Linked DNA regions of Mus musculus: region 1 is linked to region 2. A link is a loop called in an ENCODE intact Hi-C map of the cell type or tissue named here. Cell type or tissue: heart. All regions are shown on one strand. Each heading gives the region's core, and the rest is flanking DNA. Links, peaks and the distances in the headings are about the cores only. Region 1 holds the start of 8430419K02Rik (a long non-coding RNA gene). Region 2 overlaps Gm31505 (a long non-coding RNA gene).

Region 1 (16,487 bases), core at 3,081-11,080, 860 kb before region 2:
AGAGAGAGAGAGAGAGAGAGAGAGAGAGAGAGAGAGAGAGAGAGAGAGAGAGAGAGAGAGAGAGAGAGAGAGAGAGAGAGAGAGAGAGAGAGAACGTGAGAGAGGTTGCAGCCTGGTCTCAGAGCTGTTGCCCACCTCGCCCTGCTCGCCCCCCCAAAGATGGGACTGTTTAACTTTCCTATTTTGGCCCCGAGACAATTCTACGACTGCATAAGAGTCCATATTAGTGAAATCATTTTCTTTGATGGGTGGTTAGTTGCAGTTAACAACCATTTATTTACTTTTAAAAATAATAATAAACTTTATAAACTAACCGTCCTTTTACTTCTGCCTCCCCAGTACAAGCCCGGTGAGTCAGCCTTTATTATCCTGGAGGCTCTAGCCTAGTTGGGGTAGGAGGGGGCGGGGTGGGGAGAAAGCCGGGGAGGGGGGAGGAGGGGGAAAGGAGAGGGTGGTGAAAAGAACAGGGGGAGAGGCTGGGGGTGGAGGGGAAGAGTGAGCGCAAGCAAAGGGGGGCTGGGGAATGTGGAGATTAAAAAGAATCATGATCATTAATGTCTAGGAATTAGAAAAAAATAAAGCAAGCTTTTGTGCCATGGTTTCCCCCCTCGGAGTGAGGATTGTGCGAGCCTTGCTCCTCAGGTCTCTCTGTTCCTGCCCCTGACACCCTCCCGTTTAATTCTGTTTTAGCTTTTCCTCTTGTAAATTTCAGAGCCAGCTTTGAGGTTATTGACGACACTTATCGGAAGGAGGAAAATAATAGAGGTGTGGAGAGTGGTTTTGATGTTTCTTAAAGGACAAAAACAAAACGCCCTCCCCTAAACAGGGCACACAATTATACAGGCTTCTTTTTTGGGGGTGGGGGTGGGGGGGTGGGGGGAGTCCGCTGGCTGAATGAGACTAGTATGACTAAGTTTCTTTTACAAAAAATTTAAAAATGTTACCCGATCATATTTAATCAAATGTAATTATAACACATTCAAAATGAATAATATGCCTTGGAAGTATTTTTATTGTTATTGTTCATTGCACGATGTTCGACTGCTTTAGAAGCACAGGAAAGAAGCAAACGCGCTACAAATGGGGAATTACCCTCGTTTAGCATTAAAATTCATTTAGATAAAATTGCCACAAACATTTAAATGGGAAGATTAGTTCCCCCTCACGCCTTATTGCACTCGCTCAATGGTTCCGTTAAGAACATTTTACACGTTGGAAATTCCGTCTTCTCAGACGGCTTGCTGTTTCCTAGTTACACACATTCAAAGCAAAGGCTGCAGCCACGGCAGCCGCAGCAGCGGCAGCAGGGGGAAAAAGTTTGGCAACTGGTCTGCAATTCATCCGCTGCGCCCCTAGTTTCCCTCCACCCTCCCCAGTTCCCCCCCATTAACAGCCCCCCCCCCCGACTTATGTGTTCGAAGAGCCCGGCCTCGAGGAGCCAAGGTTGGTTGTACAGTATTGACAATATTAAACTACAAAGAAATGGAAAGAAGCCGGTGGGTCCCTCTCTGCGTCTCCCGCTTTTGTACGAGGCTGAGGGTTGAGTGCAAATGTGCCGAGTCGCCCGCACCCCGACCCCAGGGCCGCCGGGCGCGCCGCCGTGGCCCGAGACGTCTCCAGGAAATTCGCCACTGCTCTCGCTAGCGCGGTGGTGGAAACGTGTTAAAGGCTCAGCTTGCAAAGTCCTGGCACCGTCCAGTCCCTCCTGGCCCTCTTCTCGCCCCACCCCTCCCCCCGCCGCTCCCCCCCCCCCCCAGCCCCTCACCCCTGTCCTTTCTTTTGAGCCGCAGGAAAAGAGGAAAGTCGTCTTCTACTGCCACCTTTTGGGGATTTGGAAAAACGACGCAGTAGGAGACCGGAGGGAGGCGGAGCGCGGCAGTGTGTTTTGAGGGGGCGGGGGGGAGGGGGGGGGAAGAAACCCCCTTATGATCATGCGTCGGAACTGGCGCCCTTAATCTGATGCTTAAATATTTGATGTGGAAAAATTACCCATAAAATTAGTTACTAACAATTTCAAATTGAAATCACTTATCGAATTATAAGCGCATTAAAGCTGTATGGATGGTATTAGGAGTTCCTTTGGAGGCTGTCTCCTCTCGGGGAACCCGGCCCACGAGTTTTACCGCGGGGAGAGGCGTGCTAGGTGGAGCCCTGGGGAGACCAAACGACAAGGACAGCAGTTGGGGTGCCGGGTCCTAGCGGGCCTAGAGAAGATGGATCTGGGTATGGGGATCGCATTCCGGGCAGAAGCGCATACTGAGTAACTCCAGGGACAAAGTCCGAACGTTGTGAAAGGGGAAAACTGCTCTTTTACGCTGGAATTCCGAGCCTTCAGTGATGCTTTCAGCTCCCCCTGTGTAGGCGGGAGGGGGGTGTTGGGGGTGGGCTGAGAGGAGTTTTGAGATGTCTCTAATGAGACCGCCGCGGCCGGCTCACCCAGCTCCAGCCGCGTCTCAGACTCCCTTTAGTTTCCCTCTGCACGACATCGGGGCTGGGGCTGGGGCTGGAGCTGGTACGTGGGCGGGTGGGTCTCAGTTGTGATCCCACACTACTCCGAGGTACTCGGGGTCTGCAGAAGAGTCCTATGCTTGCCCCCATCCCCACCTCCGCCATCTGAAAGTCAAAGTTAAGAAGAATTAACTGTCTCGGTAGCCTGGGTGTCCATGAGTTAGCGCAAAAGCATATTCAAAGACTTCTTCGGCTCACTCTGGGCTCCGTCAATTGGAACCCCTCAGAGTGGTTTGTAGTTGCCAGAATGCTTTCACAGGACTTTTCCAGACGGAGCCCCGGCTTCCGAATCCCAGGGCGCTCATGGGAGCATGTCGGTGAGAGCTTGGGCCCTGGAGGCTGCCTTGAACAGTCAGGCTGGGCAAGAGGGTGAGCTTCCAGAGTGTATAGCACTCCGGTAGAATGGAGAAGAATAGTGTCACAGTGTGTTGGGCAGAAGCTCCTTCAAGTTTCCTTAAAAGTCCTAGAAACTTCCCCCACTTTGGATCCCACAGGCCCTCGGCCCTTGGGAAGGCAGTTAAAGCAGAAATTGGTGATATAGGTTCTCAACGGGTGTTTGGACCGTAAGCAGGGAGGTGTGGGTTTGTGTGTGGGGCGCCCAGTTTGAGTCATCATTTTTCCTGGTCTCTTCTGTGCTACCCAGCACCCCCTGGCCCTTTGGCAAACCATACCATCAAGGGTAGACGCAGCATTAGAGGCTAAGAGCTCTCTGGTTGGGGGAAAAGATCTGGGCGGGAGAGTTGGGGGTCTTCCTGGGAGACTGAAGCCAAGAAATAATGGGAAGGGTAGGGTTCTCTTTCACATCGAACCAGCCTCCCGCCGCCCCCCCAAAAAGTTTAAAACATTCTCTTCCAAGGCGGAACTGAAAGAAAACACAAACAATATATTGGGCAATCCGCTAGACGTTTGCGTTGTAGAGTCTTTGCCCTAAAAATGATACCCTAGGGTTTTAATAGGGAGATGGGAGGCACTTTTAGGGGCTTGGTTTAGCTGGTGAAGAAGTAACTCCTGTGCTGCTCACGCGCTCAGTCCACCTCAGGGAATTCCGACTCTGAAACTCTGGATTTAGTTTTAATCCAGTCTTCCTTTGATCAACTGTATAATTCCTAGCCCTGACCACCTCTACCCCACACTGTGTTCATTAGGACCAGTGACTTTATTCTCTGGGAGGAAAACTACTCCCAGGTCCTAGCCCATTAGGAAAGCAGAGAGTAGAGTCACCTGCTTCATACACCTACGGGTCCTCTCCCCGGCGTCGTTTTTCTGGCTTGGCACCCTAGCTTCAGGCAGAGTGTACCGGAGAGTTCAGGATCCCACTGTCTGCTTTCTCTGGGTTGGAGACATGACTGAAAGACAGGATGGCCAACTCTCTGGCTCCCCTTCTCTCCTCCCTTTCTTGCTTTTCTGCCTAGGCCTCCCTCACACCTCAGCACTTTTCTCTTCCACCACCCTAAAAGTGACAGGTTCTCCGAATTCACCTGAAGACCCGAGGCTCTAACCTCTCCCAGTCCCCGCAGGCATTGGGGGTGGGGGTGGGGGTGAGCGGCGAGCGCCGAAATCGCTGCAAAACCCTTCTGCCAACCTCACCCACTTTTCTGGATTTGAGTAGGTGACTGCGCATAGAGATCCCCCTTGAAGACGTTGTTGAGCATGGTCTAGGCTTTCAAAGAGCCGGATTCCTCCCTTTCGGGAGATCGAGGGTCACTGATAACGTCACCTCTAAAAAACCTAGGAAGGCAGCAAAGACCCCAAGTAACCGGCTCCTACCACTGCTGCCTCCCGGCTCAGAGCAGAGACCAGACACTAGCAAAGTCCCTTTTCTGGCAGATCCGTGAGGCGCCACTGTGCCCCTGGAGACTCAGTTTCTTCTGGGGGGTGCGGGGAGGGAGGTGGGTGGGTGGTAAACAGCGTGTGCAAATCAAATCCGATTTTTGAGACGTGCATTTTCAGGTGTTCTAAAATGCGAATGGCAAGGTTTGTGTGCCCGTCTAGTGGGGGTGGACTAAGGGGAGGAGTCTCCCACTGCTTGCTTCAGTCTTTAATGTCTGAAATAACGAAATGTCTGTGTGGCAGCTGCTGCTAGAGCCAAAACTAACTCTTTGGAAGACGGAAAAGAGTGAAAGGCAAAGAAAGACTGTTCATTTTATTTTTTCCTTTGGTGCCTTTTGGGATGTCATCTGTTTCCTTGGCGACTGTGTTCAGCCCCCGGAGCCCCTGGGCTCCAGGATTGTTAGGGGGGGAAGCATGCTATTTCTGCACCGTCATTTATCACTGTCACAGCATAATGATTCCCCTTGCAGCCCCTTATTGATGTTTGTAATTGCATTATCTCATAAAGGAAGATGATCAATGAAACCAAGCCGTGCATTCTGGGGTCAGAGGAAGCCAAAGTACTGTTTGTCCCCTTTAATACAACAAGTACTCATTATCTTTAGGTCTGCATTCGAAAAATGATCTGATCTGGGGCTGACCCTGCCGGACATCCCAACACTTTCTAAAACGCGGTTTGTGTAACCTTTTGCTTAAATGCTAAATCAAGTACCTGTCTTGCATTTCAACGAAAGGAATGCTGAAAGAGAATGAGAAAAGCATCTCTTCCTTTTTTTCCCCCTCTCCGCCTGTATTTTGTTTTGTTTTTCCCCGGGGCGGGAGACGCATGATCTTCCCCAAGACCCGTGAGATTTTCCACTGTAACTCCTAAGAGCTGTACTGTAGGAAAGGCCCCATCAAAAAGGGATCTAATGAATGAGAGGAATTGGGAGTGAAGGGAAGCGAAGCCGCCAGAAGCTTCGAACAAGGTCGGTATAAAAAGTGCAGAATAAAACCACATCCGGTTTAATTAATAAGAGCAATAAACTGAAATAATTCCCCATGATTCTGTGCTTGCTTCTGCCTTTTACAGAGCTACAACTCTCCTCTTTAGATAAATGATGTGTGTGTCTGTTTGATTCTCAACAGTAACCAAATCAGTGGCATACTCTGTTTCCAAACCCACCTACAAACTTTAGCAAATAAAAAAGTTCATTTGTCCATTAAGGCAGTATTTAGTTGAGTAGCAATGTCCCACTAATACTGAATGGAGTACATGTAATCCCATGAAAATCAAGTCATCTCGTTGTACTGGAGTAAATAAAAAAAAATACAAAGGAGAAAAGATCCAAGTGTAATTTCAAACTAAATGCATTATTGGGCTGTCAGAGTGAAAACCTGATTGTTTGGGGTGGAAAGGAGAATATCAACTCAGCTCACATTTAACTTAAAGGTTCGAGGAAGGAGGTGTGAGCTCTAGATTTGGTTGTTCTTGTAATTTGTAGGAAGAGGAGAGGCTTAGACAACTCTAAATCGTTTAACGACAGAGTTAAGGGGAAAAAAGCTTATTCTTAAGCATTTCTATGCTGAAATGGAGTGCCCTCTCTTATGTTAATAAGATCACCAAAATAAATAAATAAATAACTAGGAAGGGAGGGAGGGAGAAAATAGGAAAAGAACAGAAAGAATAAATGTTTTCTTTTTTTTTTAAAGTGGTAAAACTCTAAATTAAGAAGTTAATGTTCTAAATGAAAAACCAAAATGGAAAACTTTCAGCATAGTTAACAAAAAGAATACTTAAAGTTTGTTTGAATAACCTGACACCTTGACATACAAGCTTACACTGAATGATCATAAAACAGAGAGATAAGATATCCCTTCGTGGAAAAAATATAACATTATTAAGCTAAAAAAGTTTTAATGTATTGTCCACCAAATTTTTCTTCCCAAGAAGAAACATTTATAAAATATTACCCAGAAATTGTCCAGGTACTTTGAAATGGGGTTCTGTGTTATTTATATATTCTGGCATTTTCCTGCCTTGAAAATGCTCACACTGAAATGGATGCGGAAGCCACACATATCTTTAGAATAAATTGTGCATTGTTAACATAAAATATTAAAGGAAAATAAACTTTGGGCTGTGGAGAGAGGATTTTTAGCACAAATACTTTGATTTTCAAAACACACAAGTGAAACCTCTTGGTTTTTAAACAATTGTTTCAAGGGTTTCTCTTTCTGGGTTGGGCATGTGGCATTATGCACATTTTCTATGTTTAATATTTAGTGTTATAGCTCACGGTTAAAATAATGAAAAATTAGTCTCGTTTCAGAAATTATTTATTTATGGACTGAACATGATTAAAACATAAACACACAAACTGCAGCTGCAACAGAAAAACCTTGATTTACGGTTATTAAATCTTTGGTGGCCGCGTTAATGTTTCTTTTTCTACCTTTCATTTGCATTTTAATCTATCGAATCTTTACAATTTTGCTGCTTCCTATTTCAATGATTGATTACAGATCTGATATAAGGGAGAGAGACACACAAAACAAGGTTAGCTTTTCTTCTTCCTTTCCGCGCTTTCTTTTTCTCCACCCCCCTCCCCCGCCCCCCCTTCCCCAGGCTGAATTTCGGAAACTTTCTCTCAATGCTAATGTAGACAGAACAAATTAATTCTGCTCTTTTAAATGTCAGGGGTATAAATAAAAAATGTTTTCTACCCCAAACGTGAATATTTTCCCAGACGATTTTCGAGTTCTAAAAGATCACCCCAGCAAAACGCAATTAACAAGGATGGACACATCACACCACACACACACACACACACACACACACACACACACACACACACACACACACACACACACACACACACACACAGAACCTGGATTAAAGAAAGGTGAGAAGTTCACCATCTTTTCAGTCTCTCTCTCTCTCTCTCTCTCTCTCTCTCTCTCTCTCTCTCTCTCTCTCTCTCTCTCTCTCTCTCTCTTTCTCTCTCCCTCTCTCTCTCCATGGGTTCTGTTTTTATCAGTGATCTAAGTCTCACACATAGGAACCTTGTTAGGTGGGGGGTTAGCTGTTTGAACCTGCTGCTGTCGAGGGACCTACAGTGTTGAGACAAAAGGGAAAGTCACGCAGGTTCGTCTCCTTTCTTTCCTCCCCATGCGGTAACTGTCCATTTGCCTCTAATCTCCCGCTCCCGCACCCTCCTCACAGGACACCCCAGCTCCGAGGGACGCTCGAAGTCCTTTCCTCCCGGTGCGCGTCACTTTTGGAGCTGCAGGGAGAACAAGTATGATTGTGCTTTGAAAAAGCGCCGGCGGGTCGGTGGCTCAGCTCCTTGCCCCCAGGGTGGAGGGCTCCTGGGGCTATTCGGGGCTCGGGCGAGGACTGGACTTGGCCTCACGCGCGGCGGCGAGTAGCTGCTAGGTCTGCGACCGAGAAACCAGCACGAGTTCCCAGGGAGCTCAGGTGTGAACGCAGCCAGCAGTCGAGGGGAACGCCCCTCCTATGCCCTGTGTCTCCCCCCCCCCCACCCCACTTCCCGCCCAAGCCTAGGTGCAGGACTAGGGGTGTCGCGGGTGCCGGGGAAGCGCGGTGTGGCGAGGTCCGATTTCCCAGGACTGCCCAGGCTGCCGGCGTTCGTGTCCACGCGTGGCGCACTGTGCCTGCGTGGAGCGCCAGCCAGAAAGTGGAAAGAGTGGGATCCCCAAGATCAGCCACCCCATACGGGAGAATTACTCTGGGCAAACTCCCCTTTTGCCTGGTACTGTATTTGCTCGCTGCGACCGAACTTGAGTGCATCCTTCCTCCCAGAGCCCCCATGGGTGGCTGCGACCCGGGGAGGGCGGGGATGTCTCCTTAATGGGACGCACAACGTAATTAAAATAAGAGAGGGGAAAAGAAAAGGATATTTGATCCGGCCTGGCCGACTCTTTGTGCTGAAGCAGATTAAGCAGCCGGGAATAGGAAAAACAGCAAGTCTTAGACAGGAAAAATTATTGTGTTCACGAAATATAAAAATGATCCGAGAGAGCTTCACCCTCAAGGGGTGAAGATAGATCCTTGTAAAAGAGTGAAAAGACAAGACTGGAAGATTTAAAGGGAAGGAAGCGACAGATTATTAAGAAAGTAATAGTAAGGTGTCCCACACAGTACAGTTTTATTGTTGGGTAGTAACTACCCGACTTATTTATTGCTGGGGCCATATAATAGAGGTAATGACCGCAAACTCAAGATAAATTCTTAGGCGCCCCGCCGGTCAATTCTTTTTTATTTAGGGGAGAGAGCCTGAAAGGTGAGCGTCGTCGCCTCCCCTCCTAGAAGATCCGTCTTGCTTTCTACTGCATTATAAGCATGACATGCAAATAAATAAACGCCGCCGGCTTTGCGTGGGGAGGCCTGCAGGATTTATTCTAGACGAAGGAGGAACATACACGGAATATGAATTTCCGCAGGAGCTTCGGAGTGATTCCTTCTCGCTTGCTTTCCGCCGCCCTCTGCTCTTGGTTTCCCTCCCTTCCCGTGGGAGCAGAGAGTCCCCAGATAAAAACATTAATATGTCATGTCTCAACTCCTTATTCCTTGACATATATGTCTGGGAGGAATAGGGGGTATTGCAGAATGCAAAGTGGGTCCCCAAAGCAGGATGCTTAGAGGGATTGAGTTTGACAAAAGAGAAGGTGGCTCGTAATTACAATGTACAGTGGAAGGAAATGGTATCAGGAGTATGCTGGTGTCATTTTGAAATATTCAAAATGGTCCGGAAGTTTGCAGTCCTGAATGTGGGGCAGGCCTTCATCAGCTGCATCTCTCTAAGGGAGTCTCCTGACTCTTTGGGACTTGCTCATCCTCCTTGGATTCTTTTCCCTGAATCCAGTCAAATACTCCTAAGGGAAGGCCTTAGCCGCTGAGCTCAGGTACCTCCTGCCTCGAGGTGCTTTTTCATCTGTTGTCCTTTAAAACAGGCTCCTTCCCAGGTGGTTTGGCTCCCACCGGTGCCTGTCAGGAACCAGGAAGAGCACCATCTTGCTTAGATGCAGTTAACAGTCCTCCGCTCCGCTCCTATTCTTTTTTCCTTCCTCATTTGGGGAGGGGTGTAATATTCAGACATATAGTGTTTCAACCTCGCAATAACCACCCACATTCAGAACTTACTTTGATCTATGTTTGGCCTGTGGGGATGAAAATATACCTGACAATGAATTGGGGGTGGAAAAAAAAACCCTCAGAGAAAATGTGTGTGTGGGGGGGCGGGGGGGGGAGGGGGGGAGGGGGCACTCCCTGGAGGTCCTAAGGAAGGTGCGCCCGAAGCAAGCTCAGCACCACAGACAACCTCAACCCTTAGCTGGAGGAGGAAAAGGGGACAGAGGGAGAGATGCAGGCAGCAGGCTGCTCCTGTAACTTTGTAGGCTGTGTAAGGGATGTTGTTCAGGGGCAGAAAGCTAGGACAGTTCTCTTTTACAGTATTGCAGTCATTCTAACACAACTTTACCTTTGAGTTCCCCTGATTTCCAAAAGCTCATAAATTATTATCTTCAGAGCCTTCAATATTTCTTTGCGTATTTTGTAAGTGGATTGCGGAGGCCATTTATGAAGCAAAATGACACAACTTTTAATCTTTTGAACATGAAAGTATATCCAGTCAAGTTTCCTTCTCAAAATAACGAAAAATAACAAAAAAAGAAATTAAGCTGATTACATGAAAAAGTAACAAGTGTTTTGCTCTCAGCCTGGCCAGTCGCCTGTTCACTTCAAAGGATGATAAACTAATGGTTTCCAGAGTTTACAAGTAATTAAGCTATTACTTGGGGGGGGGGTGATTTATGTAACAGCTCTATTCACAGAACTTTCTACAGAGGCTAGCCTGAGAAAAATCTTCAGAGACACAGATTTTAATAATTAACGATGAAAACTATTTTCATTTAAAAAACATTGGAAGAAGTAAGGTGATACAGGTTTTCTATGTCATACACGGAAGTCATTGGGGGAAGTAAGAGGAAAATGAAGATACAATAGTCTCTCTAAAATATCAGAAAGAGAGCTAAGCTTTTCAAAAGTTGGATTTTAAACCTTAATTCACATTAATTCATCTAAATGTCAGAGACATAAGATATATGTCTATACTTTTAGAATTCTAGAAAAGAAAAATAAAACTCCAAAGAATTTTATCCTTTATAGGTCTGCTTTTGGTATCTGGGTAACAAGAAACGAGTTTTACAAAATAAGTGAATTATTTGATCACACATTAAGATAAAGAGAATGTTTAAAAACTGTTTGAAAAAAATCACTGCAAGCCTGTTATTGTTAAAGTAATTAGGTTTCCACAAATTAAGAGCGAAACAATATTCACTTCAAAATAAGGACTTTAAAAAGAAATGGTATATTTTGTAAAGTTGAGTAAAATGTATGGCACTTTTACAGGTACTTGTAATATATCTAATAACTTATGATTTTACCTTTAATTCTGTGTGTTTGCCTTGCTGTGTAGACCAGGGTGGTCTGGAACTTGTGGCAATCCTGTCTTCTGTTTCCTGAAGGCAGGAATTATAGGTGCGCAATCCCACAGCTGGCACTATTTACTACTTTAAGGTAAGTTTCTATAACATTGTCCCAGCTCTGTTCTATGACACAGAAAAGGACTGATTCACATAAAAAAATTAAAAATAATAGTATATTTATGATGGGAGAAAATGATTTCAAAGAATAACAGCAAGATGTAAATATGAAACTATAAGAGAGTATACGTAAGGTCTTATTTGTAGTTAAAAAGTTGGAAAAATTAAAATGTGTGTTGATTCAGCATCCATACTGCTGATCACAAAAATCTTGAGTGGGTTCTACCAAACATAAGGGATTTGCACTTGTTTTAGCATAGCAACACATAAAAATGAAGAAAACAAGCCACAGAAAGAAAACAAACACATGAAACAAACAAGCAAACAAAGAACAGAGCTTTGCAGGTAAATTTCTTCTCAACTAACAATCTGGATTTTTGTGGATTATACATGTAAAATGTTCTGCATGACGCAGGGTCTCGATGGCTTTGTGGACTTTCCATAAATCATGACCATTTCCATGTCTCACAGGTCAGAGTGTCTGATTCAATGTGTGCTGTGATAATTTCCTTTGATTCTAATAGACTAACAGTTCATTATTGCAAAGCAGTGCCGAAGCATGGGCTATGGGATCTCAATTGTCTACCACCTTGCAGTAATTGCCTTCTGGACACAAGGCACCCTGGGATGCACTTGTGGACACTTAGCTATTTCTACTAGCTTCATTAAAGGAAGACAATGGTGACTTTGTTACAATTGGCACCTGCAATATTTCACAGGACATAAGAGCCTTACCTTGCCAACTCAGCAGCTACTGTGATTCACACTAGACCAGGAAGTCAACTCCAGGCAAATTTGTAAGACGAATATGCTGTTATGATTAAGAAAAAGGAATTATTCTTTAACATCCTGCCAGAATCTTCCGAGGACAATTAGTAGTCTGTTTTCTGATTTCCTTGTGGTCAAAGCAGTGCTGTATTAAAGCGTGCAATGATTATTTGATGTTGTAATATAATGGTTAAGAGTTTTATAATATGCTAATATAAAATGTCCATGCTAGCATAATACACTTAGAAAAATATTTGTGTGCCATACCTTTGGATTAGTTAAAATGTCAGATGGCTAGCTTAGTGACTAGGCTTTTAGGCACTTTGGTCAGTAATTCTGACTTAATAGAATACCTGAAACATATCTTCAGTGGATCTGCTTCCCGACCGTTAAATTTTATTCATATATATTTATTTTGAAAATGACTTTGCACTACAGAAAATGATGAGCTGTTTTAAACTATACAACATTCCAGTCCAGAGAGAGGGTCAGACTTTTTTTTTTTTTTCCCTAGTGGAACCTGGACTTAGAAGGGATTGCTAATTGCTCTCAAAATTCTAGGGATCTCTTAGAATTTGAAAACAATTAAAAAGTTTTTTTACTTGCTTAGTTACCAGAAGCAAATGAAAATGCCTTCATGTTTCAAAGCCTTCTCTCAGAGTCATGATGCAGTTATTGCCTGATTCCTGGGCTATAGTGAAATAGAAGGTGCTTTTACCAATTGCCGGGTGGTGATCAGAGAGACCAGAAACAACATGACATATATAAAGAGAAAAAGTGCTTCTAGCTCCTGACTTATTACCACCTCTTACCCCTCTGGAGCTAGAAAGGAAATGCTAATGCTTAATTTATTTTTAAATTTTGTGTTATTCTACACGGGGTCCTGTCCTAAATCCTTTCAAACTTTTAGCATACCACATTAAACATTAAACAACAACAATAACAACAAAATTAACGAGTTTTGTGTTTTGAAACCGTGAAAATCCAGTGTATAATCTAAGCAATGAGAAGGACATTGGAGATTCTGAGATTACCTGCCCATTGTCCCTATCCTGAGAGCTGCTCATAGGGTACAGCTGATAAGAAACCACAACACCAACCTATAAGCCATCCTTGCTGTGAGCACACAGACTTTAACTCAACAAGCAGGAGAAAGGGAGCCACCGAATGCCTCTGTGGTGGGCTGAGATAGATGTCAGTTTTGTATTAGAGTTCTGTTGAGCAGAAACCCTTCTGTTTATTCAAGGTCAGGAATTTAATGCACGGAATTGGATACAAAGAGGCCAACCAGATGTTAGTATGTCAACTCAGAGGTGAACAATAGCAGGAAATCATTACCAAACCTGGACTGGACAGAGAGTGCGAGAGGAGCAGATTCCAGCAGGCAAGCTCAGGCTGTGACAGGCATAACCAGGGTAAGCAGATACAGTGGAGAAGTAGGAGGGAAAAGAGAAACAAGCCGCATTCTGGAGTGTTTGCAACATGGAGTAGAATGCACAAGGCAGAGCATTGAAGGGGAACAGTTCCAGAAATAATGTGGCTTCCTGGTGACTATCACCACCAGCCTTCTGATTTCATGTTTCTAACTGCAAGGCTCCCCTATTAATTTTGGAATGTGGTTATTTGTAAATGTTAAAGAAGGCATGTGTGTGTCAAGGAGAGTATTTGAAGAAGTGTCAGTGAATTGAGAGAGAAAGTAGTTTATAATTACAAGTACCCAAGGAAGTCAAAACCAAGAGGCAGATATAGGACATAAGTTGAAAACTGAAAGAGCTGAGGGCATAAAATAGCTTAGTGACTTTTGTAAAATATTCACCAGTTAACATTATTAACTTTCTTAGTCTCATAGATTTTAGGGGTAACACCATGGAAATATACGGTGTGTGTGTGTATGTGTGTGTGTGCTCGAGAGTGTGCAATGCTGCTCACAAAAGAATGGCATTTCTACAAAAATGTGCAGTCAACTTGCTGACCGACTTCAGTTAATTTATACTGGGATTTAACCTAGTCACAAAACAAGTTGGGCCATTCACCTAGTCATTTTCATGAGCAAACTACAATTGCTCAGTAGCCCTAAGGAGACAGTGCTAGTTTGGTGTCCAGAAGCATGGATCAACTCTTGCACTATTCGTATAGCTCAGTCTTAGTAAGAATGGGTCAGTCCACGACAGCACAGGCCTCAGGTTCCTGAGTGATACCTTGAGGGAAATGTGAATAAAAGTGGAGAACTCAGGAAATAGTAAAAAATATGCTGCCGTGAAAATGGTGGGAGGAGATGGTGGGAGTGGTGAACAGGAAGACACTTAAGAGATGGTACAAGTGTAGACAGGAAGTGTAAAGATTAGTCATGGTATCATTTCTTCCTTGGAATGCTGAGGGAATTGTGGTCTATTTTCCCGGGTAGTAACTCCAGAAGAAGGGACAGGTCAGACAGAAAGAAGCCAGCTTATCAAATTGGAGATGATTATTATGGAAAACTGGCTCTGTATTTCAGTGGAGAGATTCTGGCTAGGAATAAAAATTTAGAAATATCAGGGAGAGTTGAAAGACTATTCTAGGGAAGCTATGAACAAAATACATCATACACATGTATGAAATCATCAAAGAATAACTACAAGATAAAAACGTGTTTTAGAAAAGAAAAAAATTTGTAAAAGTAAGCATGTTACCCAGCAGTAGACTTTCCATAACAGCCATCAAGGATATGTAAATATAGGTATGGATGTGGGTTTGTGATGCTTTTGCGAAACATTTCCTAGGAAATGTGACCAGATGAATATTCACCCAAGATTAGGGAATGGATGTCAATCAAAGAAACTATCAGCTTGATGACCTAATGGTGACTAGAGTCACTTACAGGAACATGGATAAGGGGCTCCTTACAGGAGCATTGGTGAGTCAGAGGCAGCTCATCATCACAAAGCCTGTCCCAGTGAGTGTGTTGGGGTAGCCTTGTCACTGATGCTCGCTCTCCTCAGTCCTTACGGGCAGCTTCCAACGGAAGTGTCCTTTCCCCAGAAGCTGGTCAATGTTTATATGAATTTGGGAACAGGTCTCACGAGTCTCATGAGTCTTGTAAATTACTGAATTTTCTGTCTTAGAAGTTTCCTGAGCCCTTTTAATTTTTTTTTTATTTTAATTTAAAATTTTAAGCTTCCGGAGTGTTGTGAAGCTTTCCATTTCCTTTAGGAGGGAATGTTTCTATTCAAAGAAATTAGATTTATAACATAGGAACATTTCTTCCACTTCCTACATACTTCCCTCTTTCACTTCTGTGATGTTTTCTAAGCTTTGGTGTGTGTGTGTGTGTGTGATAATTCATGTCTGATTATTTTATCTCATTTATGTCTGAGCATTAGGACACTATGCCACAGTAACAGTTATTTATTCTCTATTGATTGACAAGTCATAAGTCTCCACATTAACAGCCATGTGATGTGAAAAATCTTTCCCTTCATGACTGCTGATGATAGCAGCAGGCTGTGTGTGCAGACACAGATGTTTGCAAGTCAGTCTGAAAGGCAAATCATATCAGTTTGACAAAACAAGATAAATAAATAGCAGTTGTTTTCCCACTAGGGTCTGTGACCTTTCCAGCTATGGATCTTTTTGCTTGTTTCAGTATCAAACCCAAGTTTGCTTCTGTGAAGCGGGTCTTAAATGCAATTAGAAAGAGATTGGTTGCATCTATGCCAGTTAGACCACTATAGCACTAGCATGCATTCTTGTCTGGCATGCTGGGAATATACCTATGTACACTCAGGAGTTTGGTTTTTTGTTTTGTTTTGTTTCTGTTTTTGTTTTGTTTTGTTTTTGCCAACAATCTCCCTCAGAAGCCTGTATAATATGTTCTGGCATCACAAATGCCTGCAGCATAGAAGGAACATACAGTTCTGACGTCATTTTTTTCATGTCCTGTAGCCAATGTGTTCAGTAATAAATTCTTAATATGTAGCTCTGGAATGCAACCAATAGCCTGTACTGAGTGGAGCCTCGGAGATCTGCCTGAGCAACAACTCATAGCTGAGTAACAGATCATTAGATCTTACCCCAAGCCCAGGAGAGCATTTTACTACTCATGTAAAGTGCTTTTATGCAAACGCTTCAATTGTTATTTTTGTTTTTGTTTTACTGTTCTCCTAGTTTGTCGTGATATAGTAGACTTTGCTTTTAACTAAGCCCTTTGCTTTACTCTTCTCCCCTTTTGACTGGCATTATAATCACTTTATAAGCTTGATCGACATGTCAAAGTTATTCAGATCTGCCTTTTCTGCCTCATAAACCACACATTTCTCCATGAGGCTCAACAAAGTGACTAAAGTCCCAGTGTTCCTGAGGACCTCACTGTATTAACTTCTTAACTTCCCTGGGAACTCAGCCTGAAAGACTGAGAACAGGTACCACCTAGCACATGTCTGCCCTTTCTTTGTTGTCTTCCTAGTCCCCAGTGTTTATAGGGACTCAGCTTGTGACAGCCAAATGTCCCTAATGGCCCCTCTGAGCCTGTTCTCATGCACTAATTTTCTTCATATTGTTTTGAGATCCCCTAAACTTTGTGTCAGGAGGAATGAGCAGGAAGATTACTCAGCTGCTCTGTCTCTGCAACACTTAGAATGATCCCACCCACCCCACCGTCTCCTGGACTCGCCAGTCAGACTGTGAAGGACTCTTTTCATTGCTTGTTAAAACTTTTAAAAGCATTTTCTAAGTCAAGCAACTCAGATACTGAGTATCCCCTGATTATCATAGCTTTAAAAGAAGCAGGGTCATTATTG
Region 2 (16,487 bases), core at 5,773-13,772:
TATACAGCTTTTTTTAGAGGTGAAACTAAAAGACTTCTGATAGCATCTGTGTCACTCATTGTCAGTAATGCAGATTATATCCACTGTTGCTGTTTGATTATAAGGCAAGAAGCATGACTTAGACATCTGTAGCCTTTGCTGTCCAAAATAACAGACATTCATACACAAGCCCATACAGAGCCCTGAATTTGAACCTACATAGCTATAATGGGAATATATTGTTATCACTATCCCACAGTCCCACAGTGCCAACACAGCGCCTTCTTTAGAGAAGGTTTAGTAGACCTTCTCTAAATATTTATTGAATGAGCAAAGGAAAGAAGAAATATTGAATTCATAGGCAGTCAGTTTTTCCACACCATTTTAATTGAATCTTCCTTGCTTTTGTGTTTAAGAGGAATGAATTAAGCAAATCAGAGAATCATGCAGTCACAGTCAGTGGTTTGGTAGATTTTTGGAGAGAAGTAGTGCCCCTACCATGCATCTATTTCTTCATCCTTTGCTTCAAAGTCTTTTGCACACTTATAAAAAGCAGAGCCCCTGGCTAACTCCATATTGTGAAATCTCAAAAGACTAGAAAGAAGTCAAACTGAGTTTGTTACTTTACTTATTCAAAAGGGTGAAATAACTAAGTTGCTAAATAAAATATAGGAAGGCCAATTAAACTAAATGTCAGATAAACCATAAGGAATAGTTAAGAATTAGTATGTTATAAATACTATGTGACACATATTCGGACTAAAGTCTGTCTGCCATATACCATATACTTTTAGTAGACACCATAGACTTTTTCTCTCCTAAATGTGACAACACTGAAGTAAAGCAAATATTCTAAGTGCCAAGTGTTTCTATACAGATGCTGGTAGATTCAAGGAGCCCTTGGTTAAGAGACAAGTGTACAATTATCTCAATGCAGCACTGTCTAGTAAGGTCCAACATACTTCAGTTCACTAAAATCGTACCTTTAAAGAGTGTAACTTCAGTCAATCTGTTTGTTGAATACTTCTAATGACAGCTTTGCAGAAAGAATATATTTTGTATTGTATAGATTCATCACCTGTCAACTAAATAACCTATGGCCTATGGCTTAGGCAGGAAATAGGAGGTGGAACATCAGGAGGCAGAAAGAATCCTGGGATAGAGTAAAGCAGGAAATTCACCGGGGAAGATGTAGTGAGACAGATATATCATACCTAAGCATAGGTAACCAGCCATGTGGCAAAATGTAGATTAAAATGAATGGATTCATTTATGATCTAGTCAGAAATGTGCCTAGCTGGGCCGGTCGTGGTGGCACACACCTTTAATCCCAGCACCTGGAAGGCAGAGGCAGGTGAATTTCTGAGTTTGAGGTCAGCCTGGTCTACAGAGTAAGTTCCAGGACAGCCAGGGCTACACAGAGAAACCCTGTCTCAAAAATTAAAAAAAATTTTAATTTTTTTTTAAAAAGCCAAAAAAAAAGAAAGAAATGTGCCTAGCTATATGTCCAAGGTATTTATAAATTTATTTTTGAGTCTGAATATTATTTCTGAGATCATGGGGATGGGAGGAATAACGAGACCCTAACTTCTACACAACATGTTGCAGGCAGACAATGAGATATTGTGCAGAGAGAAATGCAAAGCCACAATACTCACCAAGAGGCTGAAGTAATGATTTTGCAAGACAATCACTTCTGGGAAGAAAGAGCCTGCATGTTTCTACAGACATACTAAGATCAAGAAAAGACAAAATGACTTCTCAAATGGTTAGTGTTTTTGGTAAAATGCCAACTGTCTTCTTAAACTGTGAGAGAAGTGCAAGGCTTAGAAGGGCAGAAGATTGAGTACCGACTGTTTGTATTTATCTTAGATCAGAAGAACCAGAGGCTGTAGGAAACTATAGGCCAAGTCTTCATGGTCTAAAGAAGAAGTGCCTGTCCTGAAACTTCAGGTTATGTTAAAAAGAACATAATGACATATTTGTTGCAAATCAGAGGGTTGATATGTTTGCTCCATGAGATCTGACAATGCACACACCTGACTTAGATTTTTGAAACATGCAAGATTATTTGTAAACTAAAATTGAGCCTCTTCCTCCTGATTCGAGGCCCCTTTGATATCCGGCTATCAAGCAAAGCTCTGTTTCTGAGTTTTCAGTGCATCAGATCTGACAGGAGTGACTAAGAGACGTTTTGCAAAGACACAAACACTAAATCATGATTCAAGATCTCAGAATAAGGCACTTTCTTCCAATATAATATCAGATAGTGAATAGTACTTCCAAGATCTTTATAGAGAGATTGGCAACTATTTGTAGCCATACCTATTATAAATACTGTGTCTTAGAAACCATTGATCAATAGACTATTTGCTGGTTAAAAAATATGCTATTTGTTCCAAGGATAGCACCATATAGGCACCATTGAGCTTTTCATTTTATTGATAGCAAACTACTAGAGTCTATGAGAATTTAAATAATCTCCAAGAACAAGAATCTAATGCATGCTGGGAAGATAGCTTACTGGCTAAGAGCTTCCTGCTATACAAGCTTGAAGAACTGAACTTGGATCCTACAGACTAGAGTAAAAGCATGAGTGTGGCCGTATATGCCTGTTGCCCAGTCCTATAGGCAGCAGAGCTAAAAGGATGGCTAGGACTTCCCAACCAGTCAGTCTAGCTTAAATGCTGTGTTTCAGGTCCAGTGAGAATTCCAGTGTCAAAGGAATAAGTCAAGGTTGTTGAACGTTACAGTTTGGATACCAAAATTAAAAGCAGTAAGTTTATCAATAAGGAAAAAAAAAACCTGTTACATTAAACTACAAAAATTAGAATTCTCCTGAAAACTATATCCAAATAAAGGGGGAAAAATAAAACACTCAGGTCATGAAACAAAATAAAATTTAAACCAGAGAAAGGCTAAAGACACCCTGCTTCTGGTCTTGTAACACAGATTAAAATCACCTCCTCCCCTCTTCACAGCTATGTGACTTTGGCAACCTTCATTGACCCTCTGTGCCAGTCTCCTCCTCTAGAGAATAACTATAGTAGTGGAACCTGCTTCATTAAATGTTATACTCCATGTGACCTGCTACATAAACAGCCTGGCACAAAACAAGAGCCCATAAATATCAGCTCTTATTTTTTATTACTGTTGCTGTGTGTTATTAAAATGGATATATAGGGCAGAATGAGAGTGCTGTATCCACCTCTGCATTTTTCCAGGTTAATATTCCTGGACACTACAAACCCCAGATGTTTTCTCCTAAGTAGACCTTTAAAATGACCTGACAGAAGTTGCCTTTGTTGTTTGTTTGTTTGCTGTTTTGCTTTTGGAAGCAGGTGCTCACTTTGTGTAGCTCATGCTGCCCTTAAACTATGGCAATCCAAGGTGGCCTTAGTTCCCTGAATGCTGGGGTCAAGGGGAACCATATGTGGATAGCTGCCTACTAACCCACTTTCCTTGGATGAAGCACAGATGTCGATACCAGGCTCACCCCAATTATACTGATGTTTTCAGCATTGTCTGAGATCAGAGAAATGATCAGGCTTGAGGAAACAGGAATCCAAAAAGGAATCTTACCCAGGTGTAGCTGGTTAGACCTAATATTCAAGTAGCTGAGACAGAAGAATTATGAGTTCAAAGCCAGCCTGAGCTACACAACAAGATGCAACAATATCAGTGGTCATGATGATGATAGTGATAGGAGGATGGGGAATAGAGAAATGGAAAACACTGGGAAAAAGAAAACATATCACTCTTCCCACTGAATATTCCTACAACCTTACGGTGGGGCAAACAGTGAACAACTCCAAGGTTCATCAATGTTATTCTGAAGCAAAACTGACAACTAATACATGTAGTCATTTATGCGTGTGCATGCTGTGTGTGTGTGTGTCTGTGTGTGTGTCTGTGTGTGTGTGTGTGTGTGTGTGTGTGTGTGTGTGTGTGTGTTCAGGAAGAATGATGTAGTCTCCTGAGGTAGAAGAAATGTTACATTGCTTAAGCTTGGCTGCTCCAACTCCCAGGAATAGTTAGGTAAGTTTTCTTGGTGAAGTGGTAGGTGCCAATTAGACATAGTCCAGCTCAAGGCAGACCGTCCACACTCCTTCAGTGTGGAATATAAAGCTGGCGAATCCCACTGTCTGACACCAACCTCCAGACCTGGGTTGACTGCATTGGTTTTCTTCTGCAGAAATGTACAGGCTATTTTCTTACCCTTCCCCTGAGCTAGGATATGGAGATTAAAATGTACCTACTGAGGAGGTAATGCATTTGATATTAAGGATCCATCCGTGTGTATGTCTTTGGAGTATAATGGTTCCTTTGGAGCTATTATTGCTATGCTGTGAATAGATATTAGGAAGAATACTCACAGAGTGGCTAAAGGAGATCACATATTAACTACTGTCAGACTTTAACATTATTCAAAACTGGGCTTTTTTTTTTCTTTGTAATTCCTGGGGTTTAATGCCTCTCTACTTTGTAAACTGAGCACTTTTCAAAGAAAGCTCTGAATTCCTACAGAGCTTTCTTTAGGTGAGCTTTGATCTTTGCAGAGCACCTATCTTGTGTCTCTGTAATTGCCCTGCTTTAACAAGGCTCCCTAGCACGTGGAGGGGAAAATCCTTTTATTAAGGCTATAAACCTAACTGACCACGGTGATGGAGTGCACAGCTTGGGGGTAGCCTGGAGCTCCCCAGGAAAGGAGGGGGAAAAAAAGATGGGGAAGTCTTCATGTTAAAACAAAATGAAATATTTATTAAATGTGTTTCCGGTGTTGCAGGCGGTCAGGAGCTGCACTGTAGGCCGCTGAAAGGTTTGTGAATGCTGATTTCAACAATAGGGTAAAAGCTAAGGAAGTTATGCTGTATTTTTGGCTAAAGATGACAGCTCCGGGTTTCAAGTTGCACAAAGCAGTCTGAGGGATTAAACTGACGAAGGCTACTTAAAAGTATTGAGTTTCGGGAAGTGTGATCTTCCAATATGGGGGATTCCTCATTTGCTCTGACTTAACCGTATTAATCTTACTTTACAAATGCACGTGGTGGTTTGTATCATGTTTAATTAACTGATGGAGGAGGGTTCCAGTGGTAAAAGTGGCACCCCGCTAAGCTCTGTCCGTATGGCAAATTCGAATCACATCCTTAGCCTTGCAAGAACAAAATATCCCACGAGTCACTGATGACAGGATGTAGGAATTGAAATCAGGTCCCTCCTGTTGTTTGAGATTCCGTGGAGGGCGCCTGCCATATGCCCATCACTGGCAGTGGTGGGGGAGGGTTGGGAAATGACAGGATAAAAGAAAGGAGGATTCTAGTTTCCCCAATATGTTCAAGTCTCAGATGAAAACGATGCACAGTGGTGCTGTACAGAGGCCAAAATTCACATGAAAGTGTGTCTCAAACTTCTCAGCGAAATGAAAGGAGTTTGTGGTGGTTTTGATATGCGCCCTTTGTTTCCTCTGTAGAAAAGGCTGCTGGGGGGAGGGGGGGTTGACAATGGCTAGGTGAAAATGCTTTGGGATTGAGTTTGATATCATGTACAGAAATGTGTTTACTTAAGTCGTTTTTAAATAGAATGTATTTGTATTAGGTTTGACACGGATAACGTCTTTAGAGTTTAACTTTTTTTTTTTTGAAGTGGGAATTTGGAAATTGTCTAACTTACCTCAAAAGTCTGTAATAACTGATGTTTAAGATAAAAATATAAGTTAACTCTTGATTTTCTTAACGATTTAATCATTTTAAAATGCATTTTAAGTACTTTGGTATGATAATAGAAGCTTGAAAATGGGTAAAAAATCAATTTTGGTCCTTAATATGATGACAAGCAGACTTGTATGCGCTCTTTAAGTTTTTTTTATTATTTGCACATCACAAGCTTATTGTAATCATCTTACAACTTAATCTTCTATTCTGATTTTTCTCCCACTTCATATCTTGCCATTTATTTCCCACATTTTTGATATAAACCCATCATTTTTATTGACAGCATAATTTTCCATCAAATGAATGTTATTTTTTTTTAAATTGTGTGCGTGTGTGCACGTGGATGCTTGAGTTTGCTATAGGCATGTGTGCATGCCGTGTGGTATATGTGGATACCATGAGGTTGCCAGTGGGAAGTCTTTTCTACTGAGTTTTGTTAGGCAGGGTCTTCTGGATTTTTCTCTTTCTCAACCCTTAAGCACTAGGATTACAGGCACACACCACTCTACAGTCGTGAGAATTAGAGATCTGAACTTGTGCCCCCATGCTTCAGACCAAGGAGTTTGCCCACTGGGCCAAGCCCACTATCTTCCTTTTCTAACCATGCTCCTGTTAATTAAAATTAAATTAAAATTAACAGGATGATTAAAAACCTTCTAGTTTTGGTGTTACAAATGTCATCAAGACAATATTTTGGTAGGCATACATTGTTCCACGTTTTAAATCATTGCCTTAGAAAAGATCTCCCTCAGATGCACACTTCTTTAATAAGTGAACATAATTCTGTTCCAAAAATAAATGGAAAATAAAACACTGTGAAACCCTCGCTGTTGATTAAAGTGAACACGTACCCAATTCATGTGCACTTCTATTGTCATCACTAAAAAAATTTTCATTTTTGCTCTGGTGTGCCTGAGTGTGCTTTTCTTCAAGGTAAACATGCAGAGATGATGAAGTTAGTCCAGACTGTCTCACTCTGCCTTAGGTATCAATGACATTTCAATCTAGAAAAATGGTACTTTTGATGAGAGTGTTTACATTTATAACACTTTCAGAGAATATTACAAATAGTCAAATAAGTGGAAACAGAGCTTGCCTATTAAGAGGGCCGTGCTTTCAGTTAAATCTGAATGGTGCTTCTATTAGCTAATAGTCCCAGATGATTTCATGGTGCTGATGTAGAATATGATGAAGTGGATAAATTAGACGATGTATTTTTATCTAGCACAGCTTTGGAATTTGAACAAGGAATTCACATTTTTCAACTGTGCTGGCTATCTGCTCAGGAAGCTTGCCGAGAGAAAAAACACCTCTACCATGTCAGCCTCACAGCATCTTTTAAGTGAGCATTGTTCGGGGGTGTCTCACTACAGAGCACTAACTTTGAAAATTCAGGCTGCAGTCGTGGTTCTGATTTTTTAATTCAGTTCACAGTGATGTAAATTTGTTTTTAGCCATTCTTTATTTTGAGAAAAATATATATAATTAAAATTTCTATTTTTTTTTTCAGCCAACTTTATCAAGAGTTCATCTGGTCTGCTTAACTTGATTTGTTTTCAGGAAACACTGCCCGATTCAGTCCAAGTGTGCATGAATTAGTGAACACTTTCTTGGATTTTAGATTGCTAAAGTGCATTTCTCATTTGCTCTAGTCAAATTTATTATTGCTCTTCAGTAGCAGAGCATCCTTTGTTTCCCAACTCTATTCCTTTCAGTGAAACCTATTTCCTTTGTGGAATTGAGAAAACAAAAGGTGAGCATTCTCAAGGAAATACTGGATAGGACAGTCTAACAAAGTGCACTGTACCATATTGGCAGTGAAAAGCCTTGCTTATTTAGTAGTCGGCTAGTTTGGTGGTTAAATAATGCTCTTATTTTGGCATTTATTGTATATTTGTTCTAAATAAACATAATTTATGAATATTTTAACACATGCGTACTCAGTGGGGTGGGTTCTCACACTGATATAAATAGAATTAATGAGCAGTCAGCTGCCACATACCATGACATATGACCCGGCAGCAAGAGCTCAGAAGTGGTTCTCATGGCTTCAGAAAACTTTGCCCTTAGTTTAACTTCTTGAAACTACGTCTTATTCTCCCCTCATCGTGACAGAATCCAGGTTTTGCTAGAAGAGTCTAGTCAGATGTTGAGACAACCATTTGTCTTGCCTTCTTTAAAGCAAAACAAAAACACATGGAGGGCTTAGCTCCACTCAGCTCAACTTTGGGACTAGAGTCACAGAAAGATGAATATTTTATATATTTCTACATGAATTGTCTCTTATTCCCATTTTTGTGACAATTAACATGATTATGCCAGTTGCTACAGATCTTTACAAAGAAAAAAGAAAACTTCCAAGTGTTTCTACATTTTAAAACAGATCTGACAGCCCCTTGAGTGGGGAAAACAGGAAAACAGAGAACACATCATTTTAGCCAGTTACCTACTCTCCTTGAAAACAAAGCAACAAGCTGTTCAGCAAGCCTAAGAAGATTTTATTTTTTAAGGAATAAGCCCAGCAGTAGAAAGCCACCCCATCAAGGAGTAGGCGTGGAAATTAACACTGGGATGCAGAATCTTCAAATTAACAGGATTTAATTTGACAAAGAATTATTGTTGTGAAGATGCAAAGTAGAATTTAAGAGTCACCTTTCTTCGATTTTTTACGGCTTTATTATAGGCAAAGCAGAAAAATAAGGCGAGCATGTGCACCGTGATGCCCAGATGATCTGGCAGGACCGCAGTCTTGGCAAGAGACTCGGGCTGTGCTGTTTATGCACACAGATGGAGGGCGCAGCCTTTATTCCTCTTCTCATTCCAAAGGGGATGTTTGAGGCCCCTCTACTCCCACCCCCACATTTGCAAACACACACTCTCTCTAAACGAAAGCTGTGTCCTAAAAGGGCAAGTCCGGTATGCTTTAAGGAAGTGAGAAAAAAACAGGACACCATTCATTCTCCTGACCACCTCTTAGAGGAGGACTTCTCACTGACTGAGGAGGCTGGGGCCGGATGAGTTTCCCCAGAGTTGCTCCCCTGGGGAATCCCCTTTCCACTGCAAAGTAAATGGGCACCACCTAGTGCTCTTTCCAGGCAAAGGCTGTGAGTCTTGGTCTGGATACAAGTGGGCGCTTGGGATCGCTGGCCTTTACAAAGGTAAAATAAAAGGAGGCAGCTGTCTTCAAACCTTTTACCTTCTAAGGATGGGTCGAGAGGGAGGGGCAGTAAGGAGGAGGAGGAGAGAAGGAGACGTAAGGGGGAGGGGGAAGAATAAGAGTCTTAATGAAAGCAATGCTTCCAAATAAGGAATTTTCTTAGGGCTGGTCTTTGTTAATAGTTTCCTCTTATCTTTTTTTTTTTCAGTTCCCCCCCCCCCGCCCACCCTTGTTTATTTAAAGACAGGGCTTCACTTCCTAGCTCTGGTTGACCTGGAATTTCTTAAATAGATGAGAACTCTCAGAGATCCCCCTGCTTCTGCCTCTACCTTAGCGTGCTAGGATTAAAGGTATGCACCACCAAGCCTAGCTTCCCTGATCTTCTGCTTTTAAAATCATCCCAAATCTGAGAAATAAAGTCTTTATTTCCCCATATGCTAATTTCCCCCTCACCTTGCTCTGTTTCTCTTATGGTTAAGCAGAGAACATTTCTAAAACTCATTCACTATAAAACAAAGGAGGTTCTAGTAGCAATGTGCCCTTGGCAGCCAAAATCCATTCTAACAAGGAGTCTCTCTGGAGTTTTCCTAACACAACAAATCGCACTTATGAAAAATGATGCGTAGCACAGACTCTTTCGAAGCACAATAAGATCAAGTTAACCACTCATGCCTCTAGGAAAAAGATCTAAGAGGCTTTATCCGATTGGCAAAATGGACCTGGATATCAGCTCAAGGATTGAGGACACTTTGATAAAATTTCAAAGCAATGAAGTCCGATTATCTGAATGATTGCTTAACCCCTTTAAAATATAACTTGGGGAAGAACAAGATTTTTTTTTTTGAACTCATGGTCTGTCAGAGAATAGAAAGAGCTACTTTATACTGTTTGCTTTTTCTATAGCGTTTTGCTTAGAAATATTCTTAGCACTACTGCTTTTACAGAGTAATGATAATCATTTCTTTGTTGCTAAAAGTAGGTAATTCTTCAATAAAATAGAAATCTTACTGTACAGCAATGTGGGAAGAAATCCTGGGGAAAATACCACAGAGAATCAAAGAGACCGATGCCTACTGCTGCTCTGGAGCCAGTGACTGGGGCATTAAAAAAAAAAAAATCAGACAGAAAACAGGTTGTACAGAGGTGAATTAACATGACTAAAGCTTCTCTTGATGAAAAACCAAGAATCTATGCAGAGAAACCTGGAAGAGGGTAAAGAAAATGCAGTCCAAGTTTCCAAACACTTTCTACTGACTAGATAGAACAAAATTACTTTGACAGGTTTTCATACCTTCACTTTAACGTAAAAATTTTACAAGTCCAAAATGTTCCTATCTTTAGCCATTTTGCCGTAATTTAGGATATTAGACAAATGATTTACTTGACATGTTTTTGAAATTACAGAAGAAGAAAATTCGAGAAAAGGAGGGGAAAAGTCCTCCATCGAATTCTTCGTGTCACATTTGCAACTAGGAACAAATCAGCAAACAAGCTGACCTCTGTGCTTTCAGGGTAAGAGGTGAAGTGATGGCTTAATGGTAAAGAACACTTGCTGACCTGCAGAGGACCTGGGTTCGATCCCCAGCACCCACATGGTAGCTCACAACCATCCAATAGCTCTAGTTCCAAGAAATGCAGGGTCCTCTTCTGGCCTCCATGGGTACCAGCAATGCTAGTGATACACAGACACATGCAGGCAAAATAGCCAAAGACATAAAAAGAACAAATAAAGACTAAATGACGGACCTTGTCCTAAATTTAAGTTATCTGAATTAGTCAGCTGAAGCTAATGAGTACTCCTAAGTCAATGTGTTTCAAATATGTAATACGCAAGTATCGTAAATTGTAAACTCAATATTGTAAATTAAATATTGTAATATTCTATCTTAGAGTGATAGAAAGAGGTAAACTTAGGCACCTAGAAATGAAGGCAGCGACTCCAACTCCCCCAACCCAATGTGTCCATCATCCATCCCATCTTGTAGTTAAAGAAAAAACGAAAACATTTTCTTCCCTACCTCTTGGCCCTGACCTTTGCCCTCTGGCTGCCTTTCTGTAGGTGCCTGAGTTCAGGGAAGCCCTGTGGTAATGGCAGCCTGAAATGCTAATGTACTTCCCAGCTTTCTCTTTGTTTTTTTGGTTTTTTTTTTGGTTTTTTTTTTTTTTTTGGTTTGTTTTGTGTTTTGGGTTTTTTTTTTCTTTTGGTTTTTGGTTCTCTCTCTATATATATATTTTTTCTTTTATTAGATATTTTCTTTATTTGCATTTCAAATGTTATTCTCTTTCCTCATTTCCCTCTGAAAACCCCACTATCCAATTCCCCCTCCCCCTGCTCACTAACCCACCTACTCCTGCTTCCCTGTCCTGGCATTCCCCTACACTGGGGCATTGATCCTTCACAGGACCAAGAGCCTCTCCTCTCATTGATGTCCCAAGGAGCCATGAGTCCCTCTATGTGTACTCTTTATTTCAGTACTGGCTCAGTAACAGAAGGATGCTGTCATCTGTTCTCCTGGCAAAGGGAACCTGTTCAGCTCTTAGTGACAGTTTCTTAAGTTCTGGTATATCCATGGGTGTTTATTAAAGAGTAGGAAGGAGAAAAGGCCCGGAAGAGGCAAATCAGTCTCTTCCTATTTTGTTTCTTCTCCCTGGAATCCAGCAGAGCATCCAGCACAGTAAAAGAATCCAAGCAAGGAATATCAAAGACACGCACCGGACTGGAGGGCAAGGTGTGGTGTCATCAATGGAGCCTTCATGTTGAGCTCTGGTAGTTTCTCATCTGCCAAGAGGAAGCTGTTCTCTGGCCAACCACAATAGCACAGATCTGCTCAGCAACAGGACTAAAAGTAATCCGTGCTCCTACTCAAACACGTGACTAAAAGCTAAAGCTCCAGGCTGGAAGCTGGGCAGGGTGGCAGAGGTCTATGCCGAGGCCAGATGACTGTGAACCTGAGACCAGGCTGGGCACCATAGCAAGATACTGTCCCAGAACAATAAACAACGAATCTGAAAAGGAATGAATGAATGGATGGGATGGATGGGTGGATGGATGAATGAATAAGAAATTTCAAAATAGGGTCCTAGTTATTTGTTGGGACTGGGTAGCTCAGAAGACACCGTCTATTGTAGCTTTAGAGAGCACTTGCTTTGCCTCAGTCTAAATTTAGCCAACCACTGGACTTCATACATAGTACATAAAGTCACCTTCACTACCTTCCTGTGTGATTCCCTAAGTTTGAACACATGAGGAGAAAAGTAGGGCTTCCTGTGGACAGGAGCAGGAGAAAAAGGTCTTTATTGCTGTTGGTTTATTTGTTTGTCTGTTTCAAGAGACTTGTTGAGAATGAGTGGATTAATGCAAGCTCTTTTGCATGCAGTTTTCAATGAGTTGGATATTGGAAGCCAAATGTAGCCTGCTCTGGAGCCCTCCTTTGCCAGTCCATTCACTGTCCAAAACTCACAGTGAAGAAACCAATGCACACATACATTACTGAAACAAACTGTCATGAAAGAATGCTTACCTTTGTATGTGCAATTTGCCCTGGACATCCTGGTCTAGTATAATTCAATTGTCATACATTTCTGACTGCTATCCATTGAATAAGCCTCACTGCCTGCTAATGGGACAGCACCCACCCTTTAATAAACACTGCAGTGTACCCAAACTCTATTGCAAAAGGGAGTTTGAAATATATAGTGCTTTTCAAGGCAGAGTAACAGGGTAGTGGTCAGGAGTTTTCTTGCAGGTAGTGCATGGAACTTTCTTTTTTTTTTTTTATTAGGTATTTTCCTTGTTTACATTTTCAATGCTATCCCAAAGGTCCCCCATACCCACCCCCCCAATCCCCTACCCACGCACTTCCCCTTTTTGGCCCTGGCCTTCCCCTGTACTGGGGCATATAAAGTTTGCAAGTCCAATGGGCCTCTCTTTGCAGTGATGGCCGACTAGGCCATCTTTTGATACATATGCAGCTAAAGACAAGAGCTCCTGGGTACTGGTTAGTTCATATTGTTGTTCCACCTATAGGGTTGCAGTTCCTTTTAGCTCCTTGGGTAATTTCTCTAGCTCCTCCATTGGGAGCCCTGTGATCCATCCAATAGCTGACTGTGAGCATCCACTTCTGTGTTTGCTAGGCCCCGGCATAGTCTCACAAGAGACAGCTATATCTGGGTCCTTTCAGCAAAATCTTGCTAGTGTAGGCAATGGTGTCAGCATTTGGAAGCTGATTATGGGATGGATCCCTGCATATGGCAATCACTAGATGGTCCATCCTTTCGTCACAGCTCCAAATTTTGTCTCTGTAACTCCTTCCATGGGTGTTTTGTTCCCATTTCTAAGAAATGGTAAAGTGTCCACACTTTGGTCTTCGTTCTTCTTGAATTTCATGCGTTTGGCAAATTGTATCTTATATCTTGGGTATCCTAAGTTTCTGGGCTAATATCCACTTATCAGTGAGTACATATTGTGCGAGTTCCTTTGTGATTGGGTTACTTCACTCAGGATGATACCCTCCAGGCCCATCCATTTGCCTAGGAATTTCATAAATTCATTTTTTTTAATAGCTGAGTAGTATTCCATTGTGTAAATGTACCACACTTTCTGTATCCATTCCTCTGTTGAGGGGCATCTGGGTTCTTTCCAGCTTCTGGCTATTATAAATAAGGCTGCTATGGAACTTCCCACCAATGTGATGTAGGATTTTCACCTAGGAAGTAAGATCTGTCATATGTCAACTTTACTACTGGAATGCCTTCATGGTCTTTATCAGAAACTTCACATTCTGAAGACTGCAGAGATAATGCTGAGGTTAAGAGCATGTATTGCCATGCGGAGAACAAAGTTTTGGGTTCCAGACACCTGCATTCCAGCTTCAAACGAACTGATACTTCTGATCTCCTCAGGCATTGCCCTCAGGCATGCATACATACAAGACACATGGCACACAGGCATCCATCCATACATGAACATGGACACACAAGCATGATTAAAAATAAATTTTAAAATAAACACATTTCCCATACTAACCTGCCATCAAATATCACAAAAGATGAAGGAACCTGTGGCAATGACTCACGAAATTTACATTTCTGTCATGTGTTAAAACCTAGGATACCCAAGATATAAGATACAATTTGCTAAACACATGAATCTCAAGAAGAATGAAGACTGAAGTGTGGACACTATGCCCCTCCTTAGAATTGGGAACAAAGCACCCATGGAAGGAGTTACAGAGACAAAGTTTGGAGCTGAGACGAAAGGATGGACCATCTAGAGACTGCCATATCCAGGGATCCACCCCATAATCAGCTTCCAAACGCTGACACCATTGCATACACTAGCATGATTTTATCGAAAGGACCCAGATGTAGCTGTCTCTTGTGAGACCATGCCGGGGACTAGCAAACACAGAAGTGGATGATCACAGTCAGCTATTGGATGGGTCACATGGCCCCCAGTGGAGGAGCTTGAGAAATTACCCAAGGAGCTTAAGGGAACTGCAACCCTATAGGTGGAACAACATTATGAACTAACCAGTACCCCGGAGCTCTTGACTCTAGCTGCATATGTATCAAAAGATGGCCTAATCGGCCATCACTGGAAAGAGAGGACTTGCAAACTGTATATGCCCCAGTACAGGGGAACGCCAGGGCCAAAAAAAATGGGAATAGGTGGGTAGGGAAGTTGGGGGGAGGTTATGGGGGACTTTTGGGATAGCATTGGAAATGTAATTGAGGAAAATATGTAATAAAAAATATTTAAAAAAATTAACTAGAAAAGTCTATGTCACCTAATTGGTTTGAAGAATCTGTATTCAAATCAAACTCTAAAAATTAACATTGGTGTAACATAATGCTCTTGTCTAAATTTAAGACTTAATTCAGATTTTACCAAGTGTTTTAATAATGCTTTTATTGTTTAAAAGAAGTCATGGAATAGAAACCACATTACATTTTCATTTTTCTTTAGTCTTTTTTTATTCTGAAACACTTTTTCAGCCTTTCCTTAGAAAATTGCTTTTATTATCAGTCTTTTGCAAAACATAATTAAGAGGATAAATATCATTCCAGGCCAGTGGGTTTGTACTGATGCTTTGCAGAGAAGTTTCTGTTCCTTTTGTATGCTTCCTTTCCCATGGAAGACAGTGTCCCTCTGGCCCTTTGGATCTTTTAGAAATCAGGAACTGCAACACAGAATGTGAAGAACATGCTGAAGAGTCAAGGGATCTATTATTCTGTAACCGATCAGCTCATAGATACCCATAAGATAGCTGTCTCTGAAGCTATAAAACTACACCCAAAGTACCCGAAACAGTGCTAAGATTCTCAAAAGAGAAGCATTTAGGGCATTTTAAGGGTCAAAAATATTTTTTAAAATGTAAAAAATCAAAACAAAACAAAACAAAAAAAAATGTTCCTTTCTGTGACAGCATATGTAGACACAATTTGTAGTTCCTCGATGTAAATACTTAGGACAGGAGTATTTGCAATTAGTAAAGGGACATTATTTCTTTAGTTTATTCGGATAAGAATAAAATCATTTAGAACAGCTCTCTCTCTCTCTCTCTCTCTCTCTCTCTCTCTCTCTCTCTCTCTCTCTCTCTGTTAACACTGAAGATTTCAAACACTTTAACCATTTAAAGCACAGTGTCTTTTCTTTCACAAGGTATGTCAGCAGTTTTGTTTAAGGTGCTCAGATACACCTATATAGCAACAAGCAGCTACGTTAACACCAAAGCATCCTCCTGTCTCTCTTTCTGGAGGCCCAGTGCAAGCTTTCCTGAAATATCTTCATTGTATCTTACTGCATGAGTGAAAACCCACCCTGAGAACAGGATCACTTGCTGTGCTCCTCCCCACGGCCTCCCCACTCAGCCCTCTCTCGACTCTATGGAAGGAGGAGGTTATTAGAAACTGAAAAGAAAATTCCCAAATAGGCCAAGCGAAGGTTTCACAATTGAAAGCGAAATCTACAAACTACTTAGCTTCATTTCTTAGCCAGGCTAGTGGTATATGAGCACCCTTGCTCTCAGCATCCAAGGCAGAAGGATCATGAATAAGGGGGAAACTCTTGAGTACAAGGCCAACCTGGGCAGCATAGTGATGATCTTGTCATCTCTAAAAACCAAATCAAACATGAAAACAAACAAACAAATGAACAACAACAAGAAAAGATTAAAAAATAAAAACCAACCACACATGCATAAAAACCAACTATTGTGCTAGGTGACTTTTTAGACCTATTTTAAAAGTACAACAGTGCCCCTGAAGTTTAAATTGCCCATGCTGTAGTATGAAGCGCAGTTAGTAATGCTGAGCAATCAAGCCCTTGCTTGCATCTTTTGCCACTACACAGTTGTAATATAGAAGCAGTATAGAGGTCATGTGTCCACCTGAGTTGCTCAGATTATAGTGGTCTGATTGCAAAAGCCCATTCAGATGGAAGAAGAGACAAAGACAATTACCCTCTGGAAAGAGTGTCAAAGGCTTTATGTTCTCAAGATGAAACGGAGAGAAATAGTTTGCTGCTGAAGGATGATGACTTAGGAGTCTTTTGTAGAGAAAATCCTTTGCTACGATTTAAAGTAGGATTCTTGCTTGGTACAGAGTGGAAGATTGGAAGGGGTAGGTTTTTTTTTTTT

Evidence for each region. Hi-C counts contacts between places; a loop is a spot of excess contacts. Peaks named below come from ENCODE experiments on the same cell type or tissue, not always from the same donor. Only the 100,000 strongest peaks of a DNase experiment are listed, where the experiment ranks them.
Region 1: it touches region 2 in a loop (6-fold over the local background); 6 of 42 quality-filtered maps call a loop at or near these places.

The regions. Positions count from the first base shown.
Region 1 is chr11:18,862,980-18,879,466 of GRCm38, reverse strand. 8430419K02Rik (a long non-coding RNA gene) reads left to right here and starts at 1,857. Exons shown (of 4, transcript XR_003949854.1): 1 at 1,857-7,465; 2 at 10,818-10,918. In heart, for the core only: no CTCF peak of the experiment used is centred there; no DNase peak of the experiment used is centred there; H3K4me3 peaks cover 4,999 bases; H3K27ac peaks cover 4,811 bases; H3K27me3 peaks cover 1,087 bases.
Region 2 is chr11:18,003,522-18,020,008 of GRCm38, reverse strand. Gm31505 (a long non-coding RNA gene) reads right to left here. Exons shown (of 3, transcript XR_381063.2): 3 at 14,831-15,029. Among named protein-coding and RNA genes, the nearest start is that of Gm31505, 12 kb to the right of the region's middle. In heart, for the core only: a CTCF peak has its summit at 8,776 (motif pointing left); a DNase peak (open chromatin) is centred at 8,718; H3K4me3 peaks cover 724 bases; H3K27ac peaks cover 876 bases.